Linked DNA regions of Homo sapiens: region 1 is linked to region 2. The links are chromatin contacts, found by Hi-C or POLR2A ChIA-PET in ENCODE. All regions are on one chromosome and are shown on one strand. The core of a region is the stretch at or near the end of the contact, and the rest is flanking DNA. Distances in the headings are between cores, read along the strand shown.

The links. A loop is a pair of places that touch in the nucleus more often than their neighbours do. ChIA-PET counts read pairs that join two places held with the same protein, here RNA polymerase II (POLR2A). Pooled maps may share reads with other maps.
Region 1: a loop to region 2 is called in a map of ovary, with 9 times the contacts of the local background. The contact joins the enhancer-like site here to the promoter of IDI1 in region 2. A Hi-C loop is called at or near these places in 1 of 168 maps with a recorded cell type or tissue (ovary) and 6 of 50 pooled maps. POLR2A ChIA-PET finds 5 or more read pairs at or near these places in 1 of 52 experiments (HEK293T).

Annotation. Positions count from the first base shown.
Region 1 is chr10:6,161,843-6,166,390 of GRCh38, reverse strand. It overlaps a transcript of PFKFB3 not described here. Among named protein-coding and RNA genes, the nearest start is that of MIR3155B, 12 kb to the right of the region's middle. RefSeq lists enhancers at 1-249, 1,969-2,078 and a silencer at 2,489-2,968. Within about 2 kb of position 2,715, at least 30 of the 41 ENCODE cell types and tissues checked have a DNase peak (open chromatin) inside an H3K27ac peak, as active enhancers do; they include ovary, where a contact is called at or near this core.
Region 2 is chr10:1,046,516-1,051,392 of GRCh38, reverse strand. IDI1 (isopentenyl-diphosphate delta isomerase 1) reads left to right here and starts at 2,274. Exons shown (of 5, transcript NM_004508.4): 1 at 2,274-2,529. The coding sequence starts at 2,390. RefSeq lists enhancers at 1,626-1,765, 1,437-1,966, 2,226-2,275, 1,967-2,496, 2,497-3,027 and silencers at 2,366-2,585, 2,596-2,685.

The DNA.
Region 1 (4,548 bases), core at 1,466-3,965, 5.1 Mb before region 2:
AGCCGGGCGGTGGCTCATGTCTGTAATCCCAGCACTTTGGGAGCCTAAGGCGGGTGGATCACTTGAGGTCAGTAGTTTGAGACCAACCTGGCCAAAATGACGAAACCCCATCTCTACCACGGTAGCTCACACCTTAATCCCAGCACTCTGGGAGACCGAGGCGGGCGGATCACCTGAGCTCAGGTGTTCGAGGCCAGCCTGGCCAACATGGAGAAAGCCTATCTCTACTAAAAATCACAAAAATTAGCTGGGCGTGGTGGCGGGGCACCTGTAATCCCAGCTACTGGGGAGGCTGAAGCAGGAGAATCGCTTGAACCCAGGAGGCGGAAGTTGCAGTGAGCCGGGATCGTGCCACTGCACTCCAGCCTGGATGACAGAGTGAGACTTCGTCTCAAAAAAAAAAAAAAAAAAAGTTGAGCCTGGTGATCCACGCCTGTAATCCCAGCTACTCACGAGGCTGAGGGAAGAGAATCGCTTGAACCCGGGAGGCAGAGGTTGCAGTGAGCGGAGATAGCACCACTGCACTTCAGTCTGGGCGACAGAGTGAGGTTCTGTCTCAAAAAAAAAAACAAAGACAAAGAAAAAAGAAAATAAAATACTGGGTACTAGGCTTATACCTAGGTGATGAAATAATCTACAACAAACGAGTTTACTTATATAACAAACCTGCACATGTACCTCTGAACTAAAACATTTACAAAAAAATAGACGCATCGAGAAAAGGCAAGGGCTTTGGAGTCTGGCAGATGAGAACTTGCATCTGAGCTCCACTATTCTCCCACTAACATAGGTAAACATCTGGCTCCTGCAAAGAACGCCAGACATGTTCATCCCTGCCGGCTCTGTGTAACTGACCTGAAATTCTCCACCTGGGAAAATCTGTTTTGTGCCCCCAGGGAGAAGGAAAGTCTAGCCTCTTCCTCATAAGGAAGTTGTGGGGAAAAGAGAGATCAGATTGTTACTGTGTCTATGCAGAAAAGGAAGACGCAAGAAACTCCATTTTGATCTATACTAAGAAAAATTGTTTCTGCTTTGAGATGCTGTTAACCTGTAACTGTAGCCCCAACCCTATGCTCACAGAAACATGTGCTGTATTGAATCAAGGTTTAATGGATTCAGGGCCGTGCAGGATGTGCCTTGTTAACAATATGTTTGCAGGCAGTATGCTTGGTAAAAGTCATCGCCATTCTCCATTCTCGATTAACCAGGGACACCATGCACTGCAGAAGGCTGCAGGGACCTCTGCCCAAGAAAGCCTGGGTATTGTCCAAGGTTTCCCCCCACTGAGACAGCCTGAGATATGGCCTCCTGGGAAGGGAAAGACCTGACCGTGCCCCAGCCAGACACCCGTAAAGGGTCTGTACTGAGAAGTAGTGAAAGAGAGGGGGCCTCTTTGCAGTTGAGATAAGAGGAAGCCTTCTGTCTCCTGCTCATCCCTGGGAATGGAATGTCTCGGTGTAAAGCAGACCAATCCCATTCGTTCTATTCTGAGATAGGAGAAAACCGCCCTGTGGCTGTAGGCGATATGCTGGCAGCAATACTGCTCTGTTACTCTTTGCTACACTGAGATGTCTGAGTAAAGGGAAACATAAACTTAGCCTATGTGCACATCAGGGCACAGTACCTTTCCTTGAACTTATTCATGATACAGATTCCTTTGCTCACATGTTTCCCTGCTGACCTTCTCCCCACCTGTTGCCCTGCTACACTCCCCTCGCCAAGATAGTAAAAATAATGATCAATACTGAGGGAACTCAGAGACGGCCACCAGTGCGGGTCCTTCGTATGCTGAGTGCCAGTCCCCTGGGCCCACTGTTCTTTATACTTTGTGTCTTATTTCTTTTCTCAGTATCTCCTCCCACCTGACGAGAAACACCCACAGGTGTGGAGGGGCTGGCCCCCTTCAGAAGTCTTTCAAATACTTCCAGACAGGGGTCAAGTGTGCCCAGTCCTGCCATGTCTGGGTTAAACATCCCCAATTCTTCAACCATGCCTCCTGTGACTTATTTCCTGACCCTTCACCCGCTCACTCACTCTCCCCAAATTCACCGCAGGCCCTGTTCATGAAGATTCGGATGGAGCCACAGACCCAACGCATACGAGGTCCTCAGGGAGTCTGTGTCCCACACTGGGGGCTAGGAGCGGTCCCCGGGTGCTCACTGGCGGCGCCTCCACCGCGGACCTGCCCCAGCCCCGCATCCACGCGCGGGGTGGGGTGGGCCGCCCACTTCTCCCGCGCCCTCAACCCACAGGGAAACGGGCTGCGCGCCCGGGCCGCCCCGCAGAGTCCAGATGCCTAAATCCCTCCTAGTCTGTTTCCTCATCTGCGGCCTGCACGCCCGCCGCAGCCACACCCAACGCCGGGACGCGCAAAAACACCTGCCGGGCCTATTTCCTCTCGGGTATTATTTACAGCCGCTCCCAGGCCTTCTCGGAAAACATCCTTTGCCGGAAACACAACCCCAGGTCCCCAGAGCGTAGGGGGCCCAGCGCCGGATCCACGCGGAGCTCACGAGCCGGACAGTCGCCGCAGAGCAGGCTGGGGCCGCGCGGCGCACGCCGGGAGGGCGCGCGACAGCACGTGAACGCGGCGTGCCGCACGGCCCGGGAAGGGCGGGGTGCGCGCTGACCGGCTCGTGCGCCGCAGGCAGCAGCCAATCCGCGCGGACCACCCCCAGGCCCCGCCCCCGCCGGTCCCGCCACGCCCCCGTCGGGCCCGCAGCTGCTCCCGGGGCCCGGGACCCAGCTGGCTTAGGCGCCCGAGGTGCACCTGGGAGGAAGCAGGCGCGGGGTGCAATGGAGGGTGGAGGCGCGCACCGTGCCCAGAGCGGGGCTCCCGGGAGCTGATGTCCCGTCTGGCCCCCCTACCTCCCAGCTGGGTCCCCACCTACCCGCCCTGTCTTACCGCCCTCAGCACAGGGACCTGCCTCTGTCCCCACGACGCCAGGCTCCAGGTGTATCTAGGACTAAAGAGTTGACATCCAGTCTATATAGGGTTGTGGGGGGTTACCTTAAAAGTTCCTTTTTGTTATTAAAAAAAGTAATATACACTTGTGCAGTGATTGAGAACAATAGAGGGAGGGAACATAAAATATTCGTGATGGAGTTCCCTTCCAGACTTCCCGTCTCTGGAGATATTTTCTTAAGCCCCAGGAGGCTTGGTCTTGGCCCCCACCTCTGCATTGAATGTCTGATCTCCCTCAACTCGGTGTCATCACACATGGGATAGGGGTCAGAGGTTATCACGAGGAATTTTATGTTGCTAATGAGTACAGCCAGTAGCAAAGGAGATTCAAGATGAAGACAACATTCCTGGGGAAAACACAGAAAGCAAATGAAAGATACAATTATGGGACGGGGGAAGGAGAGGAAGAACTCTGTGCTGCTGGACTGGAATAACTGATCCGTTTGAATTTACAATTTTAAAATGTTTCCCAGCTCCATCCATGAAAAACGCCCTGGAAACACGGACACTCCGGTAGCAAGAAGAGGCACACAAAAGCCCAGATCCAGCCTTCTAAGGACCATCCTCCACTGAAAGTACCCAGGGATCCTTGGAGGAGTGGCTGCTCCCAAGGCCGAGACTGGGAAGGACACAAGGAGCCTGGAACAGGAGTTAAGACAGAGCTCAAAAGCTGAAGGGGGCGTGTCAAGGACACAGCAGCCAGCCTGAAAGGGTTCTCACCCAAACTGGGAGTGGCTTGAGCATCAATTGAGTATGTCAGGAATGGATTCTAACACATGCAGTCATAATTTTAAAAATCCCGGAGTCCACATTGGTACTATTACTACTATTAATAATGATGATGAAATTAAAGCTAGTAAAAGGGAGGATGGGCAGGAAAGAGCTTCTTTACAAAAGAATGCCAACTAATAAATGTGGAAAGAATGACAAAAATGGTAAATAGCCATTTTACGGACACTCTGATAAGTGTTTCACTCAAGAATCATCAATAGATGCTAAAGCTATGAAATAAAAGATTATTCCTTGTATATACACACCCCAAAGAATTGAAAGCAAGGTTTCAAAGAGATGTTTGTAGACCCATGTTCGCAGCAGCATTATTGACAACAGCCAGAAGGTAGAGTAATCCATGTGTCCAACAACAGATGAATGGATACACAAAATGTGACTAAACACACAGAACATTACTCCGCCTCCAAAAAGATGGAAATTCTGACCCATGCTACAACGTGGATGAGCCGTGAGCACTTGATGCTAAGTGAAATAGGCCAGGCACAAACAGACAAATGTTGTAAGATTCCACTCACATGAGTTCCCTAGAATAGTCAGATTCAGAGACAGAAAGAATGGTGGCTGCCAGGAGCTGGGGATTGTGAAGAATGAGAGTTATTGTTTAATGGGTGCAGAGTTTCAGTCTTGCAGGATGAAAAAGTTCTAGAGATGGTTGGTGGTGATGGTTGTACAACACTGAATATATTTAACACCACTGAGCTGTATACTTAAAAATGTTGAAGATGGTAAATTATAAGTGTATTTACCACAATTAAAAATGTTTACATTAGAAATTAAAGGCCACCCTGGGC
Region 2 (4,877 bases), core at 1,025-3,524:
GAACATAATTCTCAGTACTTGTTGCCAATAATGTTGGAATTTTCATGCAAAAATTCAAATAAAAAACAAACTTAAAACCATCAAGAACTTGGTGACTTTATGTGGAAGCCAGTGCTACAATACTTTAGCTTCCCAATACTTAAAAACTTTTCTGATGAGATTACTAGTGATATTAACAATGTGATTGATATTGAATAATGAAATGTTTTAGCATTTGGAAGATCTGTTTAATTCAGTAAATCAGTATTTTCCAAATGACCAATGCATGACATTTCAACATCACGCACAGGAAAATAGGCATTCGAGGTACAGTCAAAAATAATGAGTTTTAATGTAACAAGTACAAAATGTCCATTGAAGTGGTTTCAAATTCCAAATAGTAATTGGAAAATCCACCACTCGTGTTTTGGGGTAGTAGTATCGAAAAAGAATAACCAAGATAATTTGAAAAGGCTATTAAAAAATACTTCTCAATTTTCAAACTGCATACAGCAGGTGCTCATTCATTTCTTTGTAACATTGATGAGAAAAAGACTCCCAGCCAGGGGCACTGTCTTTGTGGTGTTTACGTGTTCTCGCCACACCTGCATAGGTTTTCTCTGGGTGCTGCAGTTCTTGCCACATCCCAGAGGTGTGCACGTGAGGTGAACTGGTGTGTCTTCACTGTCCCAGTCTGAGTGTGGGTGTGTGAGTGGCCCTGTGATGGAATGGCGTCCTGTCCAGGGCTGGTTCCCTCTTTGTGCCCTGAGCTACTGAAACAGGCTTCAGCTACACATGACCCAGAACTGGAATAATTAAGTAATAATTATCTTTTTATTCATCTTTCTTAAATGTATGTATAGCTCACATTTATTTCAATGTTTAATATTAGAATACTTTGGCCTTTAGAAGCTTAGTGATTTTTTTTTTCCTTGGCCAGAAGTATGCTTTAGGAACTTAATCCTTATTTTTTAGCCTCTGGTAAAATTGGTTTTGCTATACGTTGTTTCACTTAAAAGTCCTGATTCCCAAGAACGCACTGACAGCAGTGAGGACTTGCTGCGCATGCGGGAGGCCAGATTTTCTTATCTGTGTGAAGCCAGACATGAAAGAGATCTGTCAACACATAAAACAAAATCAAAGTCTGTTTTTTGTCTGGAAAAGATTTTTAATAAAAATATAACTTATGTTAGTGTCGTGTGTTTTTTAAGTGAATATTTTAATATGTTTAATTTCTATGTTAGTAAATAGCAGTAGTAAACAACAGTGAGCAAAAGCTTTTAGGTGTCCTCAGTACATTTTAAGAGAGTGCAAGCGTCCTGTGACCAAGAAGTTTGAGAACTGGTGCCCACCAGGTTCATCTCACAAGTTCAGTATTTTAAATTCCACACAAAAGGTAGAGGAAATAGCTGAATTCGCTTCAGCTGCGCATACATTTCACGATTATTTAAAAGTTTAGAGGGCTAGGCGCGGTGGCTCACACCCGGAATCTCAGCACTTCGGTAAGCTGAGCCAGGTGGATCACTTGAGGTCAGGAGTTCCAGACCAGCCTGACCAACATGCGGAAACCCGTCTCTACTAAAAATACGAAATAAGCCGGGCGTGGTGGCGCATGCCTGTAATTCCAGCTACTTGGGAGGCTGAGACGGGACAATTGCCTGAACCCGGGCGGCGGAGGTTGCTGTGAGCGGAGACTGCACCATTGCACTCAAGCCTGGGCAACAAGAATGAAACTGTCTCAAAAAAAAAAAATTTAGAACGTAGTCATGTACCTCGAAAGCGAACACTCCCAACATAGCGTGGAACACCCCACACCCCCGGCGACTTTGCTCCGCCTTGGTCCCGGTCGCAGACACCGCAGAAAGGCCATCGTTCTAGACATACGAGAACTCCCCGTGCAGCCAAACGCTGTAGTCCCAGCGGCGGAACTCGGGGGGGGGGAGGGGGGGGAGTGCCCAACCAGCCAGTCAGCAGTGACGTCCCGCCTTTCCTCCGTTTCCATTGGTCCAGCCATGCGGAGGTCGCTCCCATGGGACGCCGAGCTTCCGGCTGCAGGGCTTGGCGCCCGGGCGCTTTCGGATTGGGAGGGCTTCCTCCATGGAACGCGAGCCTCGAGACGTCTGACGTTAGGCACCGTTCGCAGCGCCTCGGGCTCGCACGGCAGGATCGAAAGCGTGATTGGCTGGCGGCGTCTGTGGTCTCGGGCACCGCCCAGTCGCGGGACGCTGCCTCTGCGGAACTGGGGGTGGGGCGTGTTGACCCCCTTAAAGGCGCCAGAGCCCGCGGTCACGGCTCAGGTTCCCGGTGCTTCGCGCGTCTGCCGTTGTCACAGGCCAGGGAGGTGGCACCACCAGGCGAAGCTTGGCGAGATTGTGTCGTCAAGCGCGTACGGGCGCCAATTGGCCGGGCGATGTGGCGTGGACTGGCGCTGGCGCGAGCGATTGGCTGCGCGGCCCGGGGGCGGGGCCAGTGGGCGGTGCGCGCCGCAGACTGTGCTCAAAGCGGGCGCCATCCGGGACCGGCGGTTGTCTGTGGCCGGAGGCTGATCAGGTACTGTGGACGGGCGGCGGAGTTCGGGAGACAGGGGCAGGGCGGCATCGGGGAGCTGCGGGACGGGGCGGGGAGGAGGCCCGAGGTCTGAGCCACCCGTGAGGTCTCGGCGCGGAGGCCTGGACAGCTGGGGGTGGCGGCGTTGGTCTCCCGAACTGGAGGGAGGCCGGGCCTTCCCGGGCTGTGGTGGGCGCCCGCGCCCCGTGGAAGGCGGAGGCGTGAGTCGGGGCGTCAGAGACGTTGCCATTCTTTGTCAGCGGAAAAGATCGTCGTCTGCGCACAGTCACCTGAGGTTTAGGAACTCGTGGAACTGGAAACCGAGTCGCAGGAGACTAAGAGTTGCGAGTCTCCCCTTAGAGAATTCAGAAACAAGCGTAGACAGCATCGTCAGAAACACGAGCGTGACGACACCGGCCTCCCCGTGCCGAGTCCACGCGTGTGACGCGGGTGCATACACCTGCGTCCGTGCAAGAGGGTGACAGCAACACACTCAAGGCGCTTCTCCTGGGAATGGAGCAGGAGAAGAGATGGGGAGCATCGCATAGATGGAACTAGACCTTTTTCTTGGGTTGGATGATGTGTTCCCGCGTCTACTACATGGTATTCTTTAAACGCATAAATAGACGTATTCATTTTATCTTGTGATTATGCAGCTTAGCTTTAAAATCTGAATTCTGAAAATCCTGAAAGAGCAATTGTCATTACAGCTGGGCGGTGGTGCACGCCTTTAATCCCAGCACTTTGGGAGGCGGAGTCGAAGGCTGCAGTGAGCCGAGATCGCGCCACTGCACTCCAGCTTGGGCGACAGACATAGCAAGACCCAGCCCCATCCCCCCGGAAAAAAAGTCATGTCAAAAAGTCTAGTAATTATGTAGTAACGAAACCTATCTTAGTGATCACCTAATATACAGTTGGCCTACTGTATCCTTGGGGTCCATATCCATGGATTTAACCAACTGCACATTATAAAATATTTGGAAAAAAATTTCATCTGTACTGAACATATACAGACTTATTCTGTAAACAATACAGCACAACTATTTATGTAGGATTTACATGTTTTAGATACTATAAGAGATCATCTACAGATGATAATTTAACGTTCGGCCCGCATCACTTAACAGGGATACTTTGGAGAAGTTCATTGTTAGGTACTTTCATCATTGTGGAAGCAGAGTGCGCTGACGCAGACCTAGACAGTGGAGCAGCTGGGCTGTGTGGTGTAGACAGACGGTGGAGCAGCTGGGCTGTGTGGTGTAGACAGTGGAGCAGCTGGGCTGTGTGGTGTAGACAAAGGACCAGACAGTGGAGCAGCTGGGCTGTGTGGTGTAGACAGTGGAGCAGCTGGGCTGTGTGGTGTAGACAGTAGACAGTGGAGCAGCTGGGCTGTGTGGTGTAGACAGTGGAGCAGCTGGGCTGTGTGGTGTAGACAGTGGAGCAGCTGGGCTGTGTGGTGTAGACAGTGGAGCAGCTGGGCTGTGTGGTGTAGACAGTGGAGCAGCTGGGCTGTGTGGTGTAGACAGTGGAGCAGCTGGGCTGTGTGGTGTAGACAGTGGAGCAGCTGGGCTGTGTGGTGTAGACAGTGGAGCAGCTGGGCTGTGTGGTGTAGACAGTGGAGCAGCTGGGCTGTGTGGTGTAGACAGTGGAGCAGCTGGGCTGTGTGGTGTAGACAGTGGAGCAGCTGGGCTGTGTGGTGTAGACAGTGGAGCAGCTGGGCTGTGTGGTGTAGACAGTGGAGCAGCTGGGCTGTGTGGTGTAGACAGTGGAGCAGCTGGGCTGTGTGGTGTAGACAGTGGAGCAGCTGGGCTGTGTGGTGTAGACAGTGGAGCAGCTGGGCTGTGTGGTGTAGACAGTGGAGCAGCTGGGCTGTGTGGTGTAGACAGTGGAGCAGCTGGGCTGTGTGGTGTAGACAGTGGAGCAGCTGGGCTGTGTGGTGTAGACAGTGGAGCAGCTGGGCTGTGTGGTGTAGACAGTGGAGCAGCTGGGCTGTGTGGTGTAGACAGACAGTGGAGCAGCTGGGCTGTGTGGTGTAGACAGTGGAGCAGCTGGGCTGTGTGGTGTAGACAGTGGAGCAGCTGGGCTGTGTGGTGTAGACAGTGGAGCAGCTGGGCTGTGTGGTGTAGACAGTGGAGCAGCTGGGCTGTGTGGTGTAGACAGTGGAGCAGCTGGGCTGTGTGGTGTAGACAGTGGAGCAGCTGGGCTGTGTGGTGTAGACAGTGGAGCAGCTGGGCTGTGTGGTGTAGACAGTGGAGCAGCTGGGCTGTGTGGTGTAGACAGTGGAGCAGCTGGGCTGTGTGGTGTAGACAGTGGAGCAGCTGGGCGGTGTGGTGTAGACAGTGGAGCAGCTG